Linked DNA regions of Homo sapiens: region 1 is linked to region 2. Evidence: read pairs that join two places in POLR2A ChIA-PET (ENCODE). Cell type or tissue: PC-9. All regions are shown on one strand.

Evidence for each region. ChIA-PET counts read pairs that join two places held together with the same protein. Peaks named below come from ENCODE experiments on the same cell type or tissue, not always from the same donor. Only the 100,000 strongest peaks of a DNase experiment are listed, where the experiment ranks them.
Region 1: POLR2A ChIA-PET joins it to region 2 with 12 read pairs; 2 of 35 experiments call an interaction of 5 or more read pairs at or near these places.

Annotation. Positions count from the first base shown.
Region 1 is chr3:106,116,989-106,124,988 of GRCh38, forward strand. No RefSeq gene overlaps it. Among named protein-coding and RNA genes, the nearest start is that of CBLB, 250 kb to the left of the region's middle. In PC-9, a CTCF peak has its summit at 5,053; DNase peaks (open chromatin) are centred at 693 and 4,713; H3K27ac peaks cover 2,696 bases.
Region 2 is chr3:106,038,646-106,046,645 of GRCh38, forward strand. No RefSeq gene overlaps it. Among named protein-coding and RNA genes, the nearest start is that of CBLB, 170 kb to the left of the region's middle. In PC-9, no CTCF peak of the experiment used is centred here; no DNase peak of the experiment used is centred here.

The DNA of each region.
Region 1 (8,000 bases), 78 kb after region 2:
ACCCCACACCAGCATCTATTGTTGAGTGTTTACAGTTCCTGAAGCCCTAGTGTGTGTGTGTTACAGTGTGCTCTTTTAGCTTAGCCATCTGCAGGTGGCTTGTGTTAATCAGCTCAATGAGACCCTCTGCCTTGTCACAAGGACAGAGGGCTTTCTGTATCCTGGGTTCCTGCCTTGGTGTACTAGAAAAATCAGATTACACATGGGCTTGGAGAATGAGTGTAAGGTTTTATTGAGTGGAGGTAGCTGTCAGCAGATGGATGGGGAGCCAGAAGGGGAGGCAGTGGGAAAGTGGTCTTCCCCTGGAGTCTGGCTGCCCCTAACCGGCTTCCTCGTTGTCCCACGGTAGATGGCCTGCTGGCATCTGTTGGTGTCTGACTGTATGCTCTACCACTCCTCTACTCCTCTCAACGTTCACCGCCTATGTGCTCTTTTGCTGGTGTGTTCCTCTTGATGTCCAGACAATTGTGTGCATGCCCGCTAGGGTCTCAGGATTTTTATAGGCACAGAATGGGAGGCGTGGCAGGCCAGAGTGGTCTTGGAAAATGCAATTTTGGGTGTGGAAACAGGAGTGCCTATCCTCACCTAGATTCTTGGGTATAGGCTGGAGGGTGGAGCCCTCACCAGGGACCACACCCTTTTCTACTCAGCACTTCCCTGCCCCCATCCTGTATGACTGGGATTACAGGCATGAGCCCAGTCCTGTTTTTCGTGTTTTATTTTAGTTTTCAGAAGCTTGGTAATGATGTGTCTTGGCATAGATATCTGTGGGGTTATCATAGTTGGTGTTTGCTTAACGTCTTGAATCTATAGGTGTATGTCTCATCAAATTTGGGAAGTTTTCAATATTTATTATTTTGTTTGTTTTATTTTGATTTTTTGAGGTAGGGTCTACTCCGTATCCCAGACTGTAGTGCAGTGGCATAATCACAGCTCACTGCAACCTCAAACTCCTGAGCTCAAGCAATCCTCTGACCTCAGCCTCTTGAGTAGCTGGGACTACAGATGCATGCCACCATATCCAACTAATTTTTTGTTTCTGTTTTTGTAGAGATGGGGTCTCACTATATTTCTCAGGTTTGTCTCAAACTCCTGGGCTCAAGCAACCTTCTCGCCTTGGCCTCTGGTATTACAGGCATGAGCCACCATGCCAGGTCCATTATTTCTTTAAATATTTTTTCAGCCCCACATTTTCTCCCCTCTCTTTTCAATTTTTCAGATGACACAAATGTTAATTCATGTATTATAATCCTATATGTCATTGAGGCATTTTTTGTTTGGTTGGTTGGTTTGGCTTGTTTTCTTTCGGTCTATTTTCTCGCTATTCTTCTATATTCCAGTTCACTGACTGTTTTTTTCTGCCCCTCTATCCTGCTACTGAGCCTATCCACCAAGTATTTTATTTTTTGTGTTGTATTTTTCAGTTCTAAAATTTCCATTTTGTTCTTCTTTATTTTTTCTTTGTCTTTGTTGAGGCTTTCAATTTCTTTGCTGATAATTTCTAGTTTTCAGTTTATTTCAAACATGTTCATCATTGCTTTTAAAACAAACATGTTGTGACTGCTTCAAAATCTTTGTCAAATAATTCTAACATCTCTGTTATCTTGATGCTAGCATGTTCATTCTGGCTTTTAATATGAGTTATTTTTTATCAAAATGTGCACTTTTAAAATGTTAAGACACAGAATCTCATTTTAACCTTCTGCTGTCACTGGATTTCTCCAATAGCACTCCAGAGTCTGTCTCTTTACTACCGAGTGGAAGTAAAAGTCCAGGTTCCCTACTCAAGTCTCCACTGCCACCTGAGATGGGGAAACCCTCTTTACTACTAGGTGGATATGGGAGTTTCAGCCCCCCGCTTGTATATTTTCCAGTGACACCATGCATCATGTACAGGTGTCCTTGTTACTAACAGGTGATGTTGAAAGTCCTGACTGTCCCCTGGACCTCCTCTACTAATACCCAAGGGAGGAATGGGAGAAGCACCTCATTGCTGCTGCACTGGGGTGGAAGCCCAGGCTTACCATGTGTTCTCCATTGACACTGGGATGGGAGCTGGGCTCACTAATACTGACGGGGGTCATGAAGGTCTCATCTCTCTACTTGGTCTTCTCTGATACCACTCTGTTGGGGCTGTGGGCACACCTTTTTATAGGCAGGAGAGAATGGAGTCAGAATTACCCATTTAGACTTTGCTGACATGGAGGATAGGACCAGTTTTTTTTTCTGTGTTATTTGACTAGGATAGAGCAGTTATTGTCTGAGAAATTGTCCATATTTCTTGTGTGCCCCAAGGTTTTTAGTACTCTTAGTGGGAGGAATAGGGAAATGTTCATCTATTTCCTCTTCCTGGAAGCAGTCTCAAGACTTGAAAGACAAAAACAAAAACAAACAAACAAAAAAATGGAAACAATTCTTCACTGATTTAGGACTCATGCTCCCCCATTCAGTCAAATCCAAATTCTATATTGTATTTCATTCTAGAAACAGAAATCTCCCCACTCCTTTTCATTCCTAAAGGTTTAAAAATAAATCCTCTAGGCTTTTTCCATCCCTCAAGCTGATTTTTCTTACTCTGACATTAATAAATGCTTTCATCAAATGGCACTTGATCAGATGGTTTGTGTGACCTGATAGGGTGACACAGAACCTCTTTTCAAACTGACAGAGTATTCAAAGGCTTTACTCTTTCCAGAAGTAAAGCTGCTTTGTAAATGCCAGATTCTTTTAAAATTGTGTTCCTTGCAACTGCATGTATTATTCATCTGACTGAAGTATCCCACACTGTCAAGGGGGAAAATTGCAAGAAATCCATCTTTGAGCTTTCCTTTGATGCTGTGAGAAGATTCAGAATGAGTGGACTGGAAGATGATTGTATTTTTCCTTTACCTTTTGGTTAAACTGATGATATCTGCCGCATGCTTTATATCACCATGTGACATGTCTCCCAGGAGGATGACCCTGAGAGTTTGAGTCACCCAAGAAAAAAGAAGTAAGTCATGAGATCCAAGTGTCACTGAGGAGTTACCCATGCTGACAAACAGCTACACACATTTCTGTAGCTCTGCCCATAATGCTTTTTGAATGGGGCACCAAGCAACTTACTTGATAAAGTAGTAATAGCAGCAGACGCTGCAAAGTGCCTAGATATGTTCTTCCTAGTACACAATTTACAAGGCCAGGTCTTAAATGAGATAGAATGATACAAAGGTAAGACTGGAAAAGCCTTTACTGGTCATGAATCATAACCTCTTTACCTATCCTGCCATTCTACAGGTGAGAAGACCAGGAAGTTTCAGTGACTTGCCCAGTGGCAAATAATGGCAAAACTAAGACTTACGTCCAGATTTCTAGTTTTAAGCCCTTGTTCTTTCATACACACCATACGGTCACATAAAATGACTTTTAAAATGCTGGCCGACTATTCTAAAGTAGACAGAAAATTATCAAACTACCATAGAAGTGCAATCTATGTGACCTTTGGGAACTGATTCCCATAAGCCAAGAGTGTGATGACTAAGGCATTCAAAAACACGGAGGAGCTGCAGGAAATGGGCTGTGATTCATTTAGTGGGTCCCTGTGACAATCTATTCCCAAGTTGTCTTTATGGTCAGCTAGAAAGTGAGCCAAACCTGGACCCCTCTGCGGTCTCTACAAATCATAGAGTACAGCACAATTTACCCTTCCAAAGTGGGTCCTAGTTGAGCAATAGTTTAGAATTCCTTTCTGATTCAATTTTGGAGAATGACCTCTAACTGACCTAAATTCTCCTGAAGCCTAAAATTGTATGTAGTTTCCATCTTCTTTTGCTACCCTAAATTATGAAGCTCTTCTGCACAGCTGTTTAAAAAGTTGGATTCTATACAGAGTTATCAGGGACTATTTGTACATTAAATGGGTTTTTTTATGTTTAAATATAACCGGCATGCATATGAAGGGTTCAATATCTGTTTATGAGTTCATACAATCAAAACATGTTTTATGAAATGTATTTGATGTTAAATGCCACTTTGTATAAGTGTGTTATTATTTGCCATCAGAAAAAAAGGATGTAAAAATGCCATATGGAAGCAAGAGACTAAATTTTTTTTATAATTATATTTTACTTAATCCCCAAATCGGGGCACCTGGTAAGTAAATATTAATACGTGCAACCTGGACCCCCAAAAGATCCAGATCTCATGATTGTCAGAAACTTGGGGAAACTAAGTTCTCTTAAGAAGATCTATTAGTTCCTCAAAGTCCTTATTGTGGAAATGATTAGAATTCTCTTAATTTTTTCCCTGAGTATTTTTTGAAACTTTTACATCTATTAGACCTTGGTTTTTGCAAATATTTGACAATCTTTCAAATCTAATAGCACATAAAAAGCAATAAACAAACATAGGTTGAATAAGTGAGGAAAGCAGGAGTTTATCTGGTAGACAATAAGAGGGCCAGTGGGGGGCCTTAATATAAGTTTGTTGGGGGACATTTATCCATAGGTAGTTCTTGCATCTGCCTATTTTCTGAACAAAGGTATTGATAGCTTTGTTCCTTATTGTCTTTTCAAGGATGTTTGTATGGTAAATAGCCTTGGAAAAGAGAGAGTGTATGTGTCTCTGTCTAGGGCAGAGGGAAGATTTGTTTTCTCTCCAAGATAATAAAGATAATGTTTCCCTCCAGGATAAAAGTTGGGCAGGTTGACTAGCTGGTCTTTCGGGAGATTGAGATTTTCTTAACCTAGGATTCCTAAGGTGTGACACGTATTTACTATGTGTACAGCATTTCCTCGAGCCATTCTGCATTACCCCCTGGGACTTTGGAGGCAAGGGGGACTAATGGGAACATATAATTATGCCCTCTGTCTCTGACCCAAGGGTCTCATGCCATCTACTAGTATCTATGAAACTGTGGCAAGCTAACATACTAGCTTGAAAGCAGAGTAAAACCTCAGACTTTTCATAGTTCTTATTTACAGGTGATACTAACATTCAAATGCTACATTTCCACATCTTACCTATGAGACCTACCTTAGCAATCTAAACTGAGTGCTTCTATAAGGAGCCACAATAGCTAGAAAAAGAAACAGGATTAAAAATGATGAAGGTGCTCTACCTCCTGGTCAACTATGGTAATATTTCAATTTAAGACCCTGTCCTATATTTCACACTTTCATCAAGGCCATATATAAATGTTAGAGTGACACTGATGGTGATCTTGAAAGGGAATGAGAGAGACATTTCCCATATAAATGTTGCCATGGGCACAACAATTCTATTCTCTGCTTTCCTAAACTCTGGGTGTTCTTTCAGTGGCTTCCAGCACCCATTGACATTTCCTGTCCAGAACTATAATTTTATCTTGCCATTCTGGCTCTTTTGTCATAAATGTTAAAACTTTTCTGAATACAGTTAGTAAGATATATCAAAGAACGTTAATTTATAGGTTAAAATCTAAGCTCAAAAACACCAAGCCCTATTTTGCCTTTCCTGGTATTAGAAGATGGGGAACTTCTCTGTTTCTTACAATAATACAGATTTGATTGTAAGGATAAATGCACAGGAGCAGTTGGATACAGATATATAATTGAAATGAATAAGTTACTTAGAGAAAATGCTTGAACTATGCTGTCGATAGGCTAGCCACTAGTCATGTATGGCTACAGAGTACTTGAAATGTGGCTACTCCAAATTGTCATGTTGTAAGTGTAAAGACACTGATTTTGAAGACCGATTACCAAACAAAATGTAAATACTCATTAATATATTTTTATATTGATTTCATGTTGAAATGATAATACTTTAGATATGTTGGGTTAAATAAAATACAATATTAAAATGATTTTTGTTTCTTTTTTACCTTTTTTTCATGGCTACTAGAAAACTTAAAAATTATATATATGATTTTTTTTGTATTCTATTTCTATTGGACGCTGCTGTGCTGGACTATTCCTTGCCATCTACCTTAGTGATATAAACTGAGTGGGGCTATAAGAAATCTTAGGGCTGATCCAATAGTTATAAACTAAATCATGTCAACTGTTAAACAATTGATGAAAGACTTAAATCACTTGAGGACTTTCAAATAGAGTGCAGTTTCTTTAGGGCAAAGGTCATTATATTAATAGATTGTCATAACTTTCCTTTTCCCTACTGACGATTAGTATCTCACTTAGCTTAATAATTTTTGTGAGTTGAATGAATAATAAGAAACTCCAGGAAAAAGAAAACCTACAAGTGTGGCGTTTTGGAATATGAGGAGATTGTACATATTAATTCCAAACAGGATGCCTGCATATTCTATTACTTCTCTTAGCCGTCATTTGTAGTCTTCATTTCAGACAGCAGCCTTACGGTGCAATTTATCTATCCATAGATCTTTCTGGTTTTTTTTTAAGAAATCTAAGCTGGGAATGCTTGTTTTTTCTCATGCATATTCACTTCTTTTAGAACACATAGGATAGTAATGGGGGTTAATTAAAGTGAGAATCACTTGTGCACAGATAAGTAAGTTAATAGATTCATAAGCAAAAAAAAAATTTTTTTTCTTAAGATTGTGACCTTATAAAGTCATTCAATAAGTTTTTGTGTGTAGGGACATAGAAAGTCCTAACAGATAGGACAAAGAAGCAGTTTCCATGACGCCCTTGTGCTATCTTCATATCTTGCTTTATCTGCTTGTGGGAAATTCTACCAGTGAACAGGGAGAGATGTTCCCAAAATGTAAGATCCATGGCCATTAGCACTCATGTATGTTGTGGCAGAAATTAATGGCTGGCATATGAGAGGCAGGGGTAAAGAAAGCAGCAGTATTCTAAGATCTATAAAGCATATTTGGTGTGTTCTTTGTTAGGTTTAATCAATAGTGATGCTGGTAAATGAAGGATAATTAACACATAGCAGTTATGTTATAAATACTAATATAAACTTACTTTGTGATAAGCCATTTATATTATATGGTTTTTAAAGATACCTAAGAGGAGAGATGTTATCCCTTTTTTTATAATTAAAAATAGCCTAACTTTGAGAGAGAGGTTAAGTGTCGTGCCTAGAGATAGGCTATGATCTGAGTGTTTTTATTTCCCCCCAAATTCATATGTTGAAATCCTCACTCCCAAGTTTATAGTATCAGGAGATGGGACTTTGGGCGGGGGTGGTGGTGGTGATTAGGTCATAAAAGAAATTAGTTGCTTTATCAAAGAGGCAGGAGAGATATTCCTTGCTTATTCCCCTGTGTGAGGACACAGTAAGAAGGCACTGTCTACAAGCAAGAAAGCTGGCCCCCGCCAGACAATGAATGGTGCCTTGATCTTGGACTTCCCAGCTTCCAGAACTGTGGGAAATAAATTATTGTTGTTAATAAGTCACCCAGTCTGTAGTATTTTGTTATAGCAGTCCACTGGACTAAGACAGGACATAATGCTTCTCAGGAAAAGAGTCAAAATTCGAAACCATGTCTAGGCTAACTCCAAAGTCCCTGCTTTCTATTAAACACATTCCACCTCCTCTCCAATGTAACAATGGCATTATTATAATAATAATAATGATAGAGGAAAAACACAAATAGTGTCCACTGCATTATCCTTACAATTACCTGTTGTTTCTGCCTTCCTCCATTTCTCCTTCTCTTCCTCCCTCCCTCGCTTCTCCTGATCCTCTTCCCCATCTCCTACTCTGGCTTTTACTATTTCTCACTCTCCCTTTCCTCTCCTTCTCCCCCTAATAATTCTCCCTTTCTTTTTCTAGTTTCATTCATTTTTCCTTCCCTCTTTTCCAGCTTTTACTACCTAAGCTGCAGTCCTCTCAACACCCTCTGGGAACCTTGAGTTGTGATAAAGTCTGGTTGCTAAAGCAATGCAAATGGCTATTGCAATAACTCAAGAGGCCAATATAGCCCCAAATTTCCTTAGACTTGAAGATAATTTTTCCACAAAATACTACAGATGTTCTATTAGCATAGAATCCTAGAATGGCAGAGCTGGAAGGGAACTTGGAACTTACCTAGCCTGATACCTACA
Region 2 (8,000 bases):
AGACTGAAGAAGCTATTGGAAAGATGTCCGTTTTCTCCAGGTTGATTTATGGATTCAATACCATCACAATAAAAATCCCAACAATTTTTAGAAATTATTAAGTTGATTCCAAAATTATCAATTACAATTTTGAATAAAAACTTGAATATCAGGATTTATTATAAAGCAACCACAATTAAAACGTTATGTTATTTGCAGGAGGTGAGACAAACCAGAATAGAGATAAAACAGGTCAGAGATGATATAAAGAGGCTTATATTTGTTGTTACATAATTATCACAAAGTGACAGTGGGGGAAAACATGATCTTTTCAAAAAGTAGTGCTAGATCAAGTAGATAGTTACATAAAAATGAATCTTGACTCCTACTGTTTCACTATATAAAAAGATTAAGTATGAAAGGCAAAAAAAAGCTTATAGAATATAGAGAAATATCTTCATGAACTTAGGATAGTAAAAGATTTCTTTAAAAGAGTACAAAAGTATTACTATAAAGACTCATAAATTGGATTACAATAATATTAGTAACTCACATTTATCAAAAAATAAAAGGCAGTCAGAGTGGGAAAATCTTTTAGCAATATAAAATACATGTAGTTTGCAATGGATTCATAGGCAAAATAGATAAATAACTTCTACAAATAATAAAAAGACAGAAAACCCAATAAAATTATGTCTTGTAAGCAGGCCCTTTCCAAAAGTCTCAAATATACCTATAAAAAGATGGTCAACCTCATTAATTATCAGGAAAATAAAAACTGAAATCAGAATTCACAGGTTTCAAGAAACTTAGTAATTTTTACTAGCTGGGCACACTCCATTTGGTTTCAATGTCTAGGAATAGTCCTCTGTGGCACTAGGCTTCACCCTCTGGATTTGAGGCTGTGTCCTCAGTCATTCTTCTTTTTCACAAGTAGAACATGTTTGTAGCTGCATAGTTTTATCAGTCTGTTTCACGACTATAGAAAGAAGGCCAGGCAGTCTTCTTTCATTTTGTATTTTCTCTCCCTCTTTCAGTTCAATCTGGCAGTGTTTCTGTTGGTATAAAACTTTCAATAAATTTTGTGGGTCTCCTGTGTATGTCACAGGGATTCAACTCACTAGAAAAAAGGTTTATCTACAGATTTTCCTGCATACTCTCATCGATATGTTTGATTTTTGCTGAGAGGATGGGAGAGGAGGCAAAACCCTTCAATTTCTAAGATGTTCTCTTGTTTAAGAAAGTTTGTGAGCAACACCCTTAACCTCTTCAGAGAACCTTTTGTATGACTGAATACTTTTAATCTTTCTGAAATATTAGCAGAAGATTATGCAGCCATACCTCTGCTTACTCACTAGAGCATTCTTTCCTAACAATGAATCTCTTAATATTGGTGCTTTTGTTTTTTTTTGCAACGTAGATAACTGAGAACTTTCAAAGTCCTCAATTCATAGCCTCATTTTGTTTAACAGCTTTTCCTTCAATTGTGTCTCTTTTCATACTTTAAGCAGCAAGAAGCAACGAGGCCATACGTTCAATATTTCACTCGAAAATCTCTTGAACTAAATTTCAGTTTCACTTTTTTTTTTTACAGATTCTGTTTTACACATAAATGTATAACAAAATTATGCTAAATTTTCTATCACAATATGATAAAAATCCCCTTTCCCTCAGTTTCAAATAGCTTGTTGCTCATTTTCTACTAAGTCTTCACTGGCAGCACCTTTCATATTTGTATTTCTAGTTACAGTCTTTTCAAGACAATCTCGGCTTTTTCTCTCTGCCTTCTCAAAATTCTTCCAGTTTCCACTCAGTGCCCCATTCCAAAGTCAATTCTACTTTCACATTTTTCTACTCATTACAACAACATTCTACTTTCAGGTACCAAAATCTATGTTAATTTTCTATTGTAGGCCTAGCAAATTACTGTAAATGTTGTGGCTTAAGCATCACAAATTATTATATTTCTGTGGGTCACAAGTGTGGTATGGGTCTCAATAAACCAAAACCAAGGTGTCAACAGTCCTCACTGCTTTTTGAAGGATTCAGGAAATAATCTCTTTTCCATTTATTTAAGTTGGTGGTAGAAATCAGTTCCTTCAGTTTGTAAGATTGAAATCCTTGTTTTCTTTCTGGTCTTAAACTGAGAATGACTTCCAGATTCTAGCTGTCACCAGCTTTTGGCTGCCTTCCTCTATCTTTAAAGCCAGCAAGTAGCCAGTTAACTTTATCTTATCCCACATCTTCCTGAAACGTCTTCCATGTAGTGGTTATACCTCTTTCTGACCACAGCTAAGAAAAGTTCTCTGTTTTAAAGGATTTATAAAGTTAGAATGGACCGACTCAGATAATCCAGGATAATCTTTTAATTTCAAGGTCCTCAATCATAATCACCTCTTCAAAATCTCTTTTACCATGCAAGATGACATATTCATAGGTTCTGAGGATTAGGGAGTGGACATCTTTGGGGCCCTCTTTCTGCCTACCACACTAACCATTTCAATAATTACGTTAATCATGAATGACCCAAACATTCCAATTAAATATAAATAGGAAAGGTTTCTGAATAAATACAAAAAAGACTCAACTATACTCTGCCTCTAAGAGACAAACAACTATGAAAATGCAGTTAAGCTGAAGGTAAATGGATAGAAAAGATATACCATGCAACCCTCAAGAATAAGAAGGCTATATAGTAGCTATATTAATGTCAGATAAAATAGATTTCAAAACAAAAATATCATCAAGTATAAAAAGAAATACTTCAAAAAGATAATTTTATGGTTAATTCATTAAGAAGATATACAATTATAAACAGAGCTTCAAATTATACAAAGCAAACATGTACATAATTAAAAGGAGGAATAGAGAATTGCATAATCACCTATTTAAAACCTCTCTCACAGCAATTGATAGAGCTATACAAAAGATTTTTATATATATAGAAGGTTTAAACAACACCATCAATCAATCACCATAATTTAATTAATATTTAATAGATTACCATATCAAACAACTGTAGAATACACACTCTTTCCAAATGCAATGGTAATTTTAGCAGAACATATCATGTTCTAGGTTATAAAACAATCTCAATAAATGTTTAAAACATCTGCACAGATTACTTCTAACAAAAGGTAATAAAGGGAAAAATGAGGAAAGCAATGGCATATAGGTCAGCAAAGAGAATAGCTACCCTGTCTTCTTTTCAATTAGAGTAGAATTTATTGTGTTTCCACAAGAAGCAGTGCACTTTTTAGCACCAAGAAATCTGTGTTAAAGGACTTTAAAAAAAAAGAAAAGAAAGAAAATTTAATGTTGTATTTTACAGCAACTGGGGAATTTTGAACACATGGATTTACTTCTCTATATCAAATATTGAAATCAATAAACACTTTAATGTTTTCTAGATGATATTTAAGAAAAATGCCTCAGAGTTTTTGTCTTTCTAGCTATAATTGCTTAAATAAAACAGACTTCCTAAGGAGTATCCCAATTATGATTTCTCTATCCTCTAAACTATTAGAAAGAACATCCAAACACCATCCACAAATGCAGTCATCAAGAGCTTTGTATTCCCATTAGTTCTGAGACCAGTTGAAACATTTATTTCTAACAAATGAGTTTTTAATGTAAATGTTTCCCAGTAATGGAAATATCTCACTGAAAACCTACAGCTTAAAATAAGATAATGTGGATGAAAACATTTTATAAACTGTGTAGTTCTATGGAAATATAATCATTATATATTTTATTGACATAGTATCAATATGCCATGTGAGACCTTTATTTTATAAGCTCAAGTATAATATTAAATTCTCTAGGATTGTAACCTAATATAGTGATATGGTTTTGCTGTGTGTCTCCACCCAAATCTTATCTTGAATTTTAATCCCCATTTGTTGAAGGATAGACATGATTGGATTATGGGGGCTGTTTTCTCCATGCTGTTCCTGTGATAGTGAGTGAATTCTCACGAGATCTGATGGTTTTATGAATGGCAGTTTTTCCTGCATTCCCACAGGCTCTCCCTTGCCTGCCACCATGTAAGACGTGCCTCTTCTCCTCCGACCATAATTGTAAGCTTCCTGAGGCTGCCTCAGCCATGCAGAACTGTGAGTCAATTAAACCTCTTTCCTTTACAAATTACCTAGTCTCAGGTATTTCTTTATAGCTGTTTGAAAATGGAGTAATAGATATAGTAAAAATCCAAATCATTTCTGTTAAAATGGAAGAAAAAATGCATTTCTGAAGACACATAAATATCATATACGTTATTGATAAAAGTTACTTATGAGAAAGTAAATTAATATTTTATTTATGAAATACTGTCCTTCAGTGTTCAGCCTAGGTGTCTTCTCCTCCAGGAATCCTTCTTAACCTAACTGACTGTGATGGTTAATTTTGTGTCAACATGATAGGGCTATGAAGTGTCCAGACACTTTATCAACCATTATTTTGGTGTGTCTGTAAGAGTATTTCTTAATGAGATTGACATTTAAATCATAAACTGAGTAAGGAGATTGCCCCCCTGAATGTGTATGGGCCTCATCCAATCAACTGAAGACCTGAATAGAACATAAGGTTTGATTAGGAGGAAACTTCTTTAGCTTCACTTTTGGAGCTGAAACACTAGTTTTTCCTTCCCCTTAAACCAGAACTTATACCCATCAGCTCTTTTGGTTCTCTGACTTTTGGATTTGAACTGGAACTACACTATTGGCCTTCCTGGGTCTCTAGCTTGCCAATTGCAGATCTTGGGATGGATTTCTTAGCCTCTATAATCATGTGAGCCAATTCCTTTTAATAAATTTTTTCTCTCTCAATCTTACTGGTTTGTTTTCACTGGAGAACCCAGACTACTCACTATTTCCAAGGTAGCTACAATTTGAAATCTATGCTTTTAGCTCTTTCTCTGTCTCTCTGTATAGAACATCACTCTATATTATATTTGTCTCTTAGTTTTAAGTTCTGAGAAGTCAGGAATAATGGCCATCTTCTTTATCCTTTATCCATGGTCTTAATATGGTGCCTGACATATACTATGCACTGAATAATATTTGTTGAATAAATGAAAGAATAGATGAAGTTTAGCATTTTCAATCACAACAGAATCAAGTTTACTTTTATAAGAGCCACTTCTTTATGTATTTTAGCTATTATTGGCAATAGGTAAGTTAAACCCAGGTAGACATTTCTGACTCTGATTTTTATGTCATTAAATCCTTCAGGCTACGTATGTAGCAATGTATTGTTTTCTATTTGCATTTTCAGTTACAAATCTTTTCAGGAACATGGCTTTTTGATACATACTTCTTGTGACGAAACTAGACATTCTGATGGACTTGGGCATTTCTATTCCCAGTTTGGTACAGAAGCAATTAGAGATCAAGTGTGCGGAAAGAAAAAAAAATCAGCATGGAGGGACTATGCTCCTCTTTCATTCCACTCAGCCGCTTGTTCAAAGTGAGATGATCATCTTCCCATAATAATTAGAAGCAGTCATGGCTACAGATAAATAATTATCATTATTAAAAATTCCTGATCTTAAAATAATTTCAATTGATCATTTTTTATGATTGCATTGGTTACCCCAGATAAAAAATTAAGCATGTTAGTAAATACTTTGGCATGCAGACATACATCAATATTTTTTCCTTTTGTTTGTGTATGTGTATTAATAGAATTTTTTAAAAGTAGGTCAAGGGTGGTTAAAATTACCCTGTTTTCTTCTTTATTTTTTTCTGTAAATTTTTTAAAACAACACTTAAAACCAAATGTCTAGATTTGGTACACATCAATAGAAAATACAAACAAGAAATAGAATGAACAGAGACCATTATTGATCCTTTACACAAAAGGAATTATTTTCTTTGGTCTTGGCTTTAAAAAGTGGTGTTTTCTCCCCCTTCCCTTCCTTTTCAATGAAGAAACCAACGAATCATTGTGTATGAGCTGAAGCTGCAAGGAATTACTGAAAAAGACCTGGAAAAAAAAAAGCATTATACCAAAGAGAGAAACACATTTCAAGTCAGGCTTATCTCCAGGATTTAGGCACATGCATCTTTTACTGTGTGCTGAATGAATGAGGTTGAATAAAAGCCTGCATTGATGATGCCTTACACCCCCAACCACATTACTAAAATCCTTCTTTTTCTATAGAAATTGCCCAGTGTTCCATTCCTTTTATTCTCTACATTGTTGTACCATAAACACCTAGTTTAAATGAACATGTGATGCCATTTTATAAGGCCTCTGGGGAGCGATTTATTTAAGTACGTGTTATAGCAAGAGGAAAAACTTGACACCCATTATGCCAGCATACTCCTCCATGTAAACAATGACATTTATATTCCTCTAAAGACTGATATTTATAATTCTAAATTTTAAACTAAAGTTGCAAGAAATAAGCTTTCCTTTTTTCAAAAAGACTATTCCAGTGTCTCCAGTCCATAAAGTATCATGAATGCATTTCTTTCACTTACTTATTGTACATGCTATTAGTCCATTTTCTGTTGCTTGTAACAGAATAATTGAAACTGGGTAATTTATAAAGAACAGGAATTTATTTCTTACAGTTATGGAGGCTGAGAATTCCAAGGTCAAGGAGTCCCATCTGTTGAGACGCTTCTTGCTGATGGGGACTCTCTGAAGAGTCCTAGTGGGTATCACGTGGACAGGGGACTGAGCATGCTAATGTGCTAGCTCAAGTCTCTCTTTCTCTTTTTATAAAGCCACCAGTTCCACTGCCATGATAACCCATTGATCCACAAATGGATTTATCTATTCATAAAGGCAGAGCCCTCATGATCCAATTACATCTTAAAGGCCCTGGTTCTCAATACTCCCACATTGAGGGTTAAGCTTCAACATGAGTTTTGTTGGGGAATATTCAAACCATAGAATGCACATTTATCAAAAAAAATACTTTTTTTTTTTTTGAGACAGAGTCTCATTCTGTCGCCCAGGCTGCTGTGCAGTGGTGCCATCTTGGCTCATGGCAAGCTCTGCCTCCCGGGTTCACGCCATTGTCCTGCCTCAGCCTCCTGAGTAGCTGGGACTACAGGCACCCGCCAGCACGCCCGGGTAATTTTTTTTGTATTTTTGGTAGAGACGGGGTTTCACTGTGTTAGCCAGGATGGTCTCAATCTCTTGACCTCGTGATCCGCCCGCCTCGGCTTCCCAAAGTGCTGGAGTTACAGGCATGAGCCACTGCACCTGGCTCATCATACATTTTTTTTTTAAAGCTCAACCTTCGCAACTAGCATTTTTTACTATTTACCATCATTGTTCATTTTAAGTAGAAACAGTTTTGATGTCAGCTTTCTTCACTTGATATGATATCATATACATTTTACTCTGATTTTACATTCTGTTCTTAATATCTTATTGTAAGCATATATATATATAATTTTCAAAGCCATTAAAGCTATTTACATTTTTTTCTTATGAATCACACTGTAATAAACTGTGCAGATAAGTTTTCATAATTTGAGTGAGATAAAATTTTAGGAATAGAATGCTATTTTAATGACCTTCTTTCCTGAATGTAAGAAGTTGAGTCAGTATCTCAATTTAGTCACTTTCTTTCTGAAATGGATAAGTAAAATCCAAGTCTTTTACACAACTTCACAACAGGTTAATAACTCAGCCTTAGTGTCACTAGGCTCAGGTCTTCATTCAATCTCCAACACATATATGACTTTTGGGAAGTCATGTTGTACCTCCTGTGATTCTTAGTTATCTCATTTTAAAATGGAAATGGCAACTTCTGGTTTCTGGTCCTGCATGTAAGGAGCTTAGCGATCATCACTTTATTCTAAAAACAAGTAAAAAGCCAAGGAATCAGGAACACGGCTACCCCTAAAACTGGAGAGACATACAGGTGGATGCAAAGAACTACTGCTCAGAGCAGAAACCCACGAGCAGAAATCTGTGGAACCGCTGTCAGGGTAGGGAAAACTGAATGTTAATTGACCAATTGCTGGGGACTTAGTGTGTAGACAACCCTGAGAGTTAAA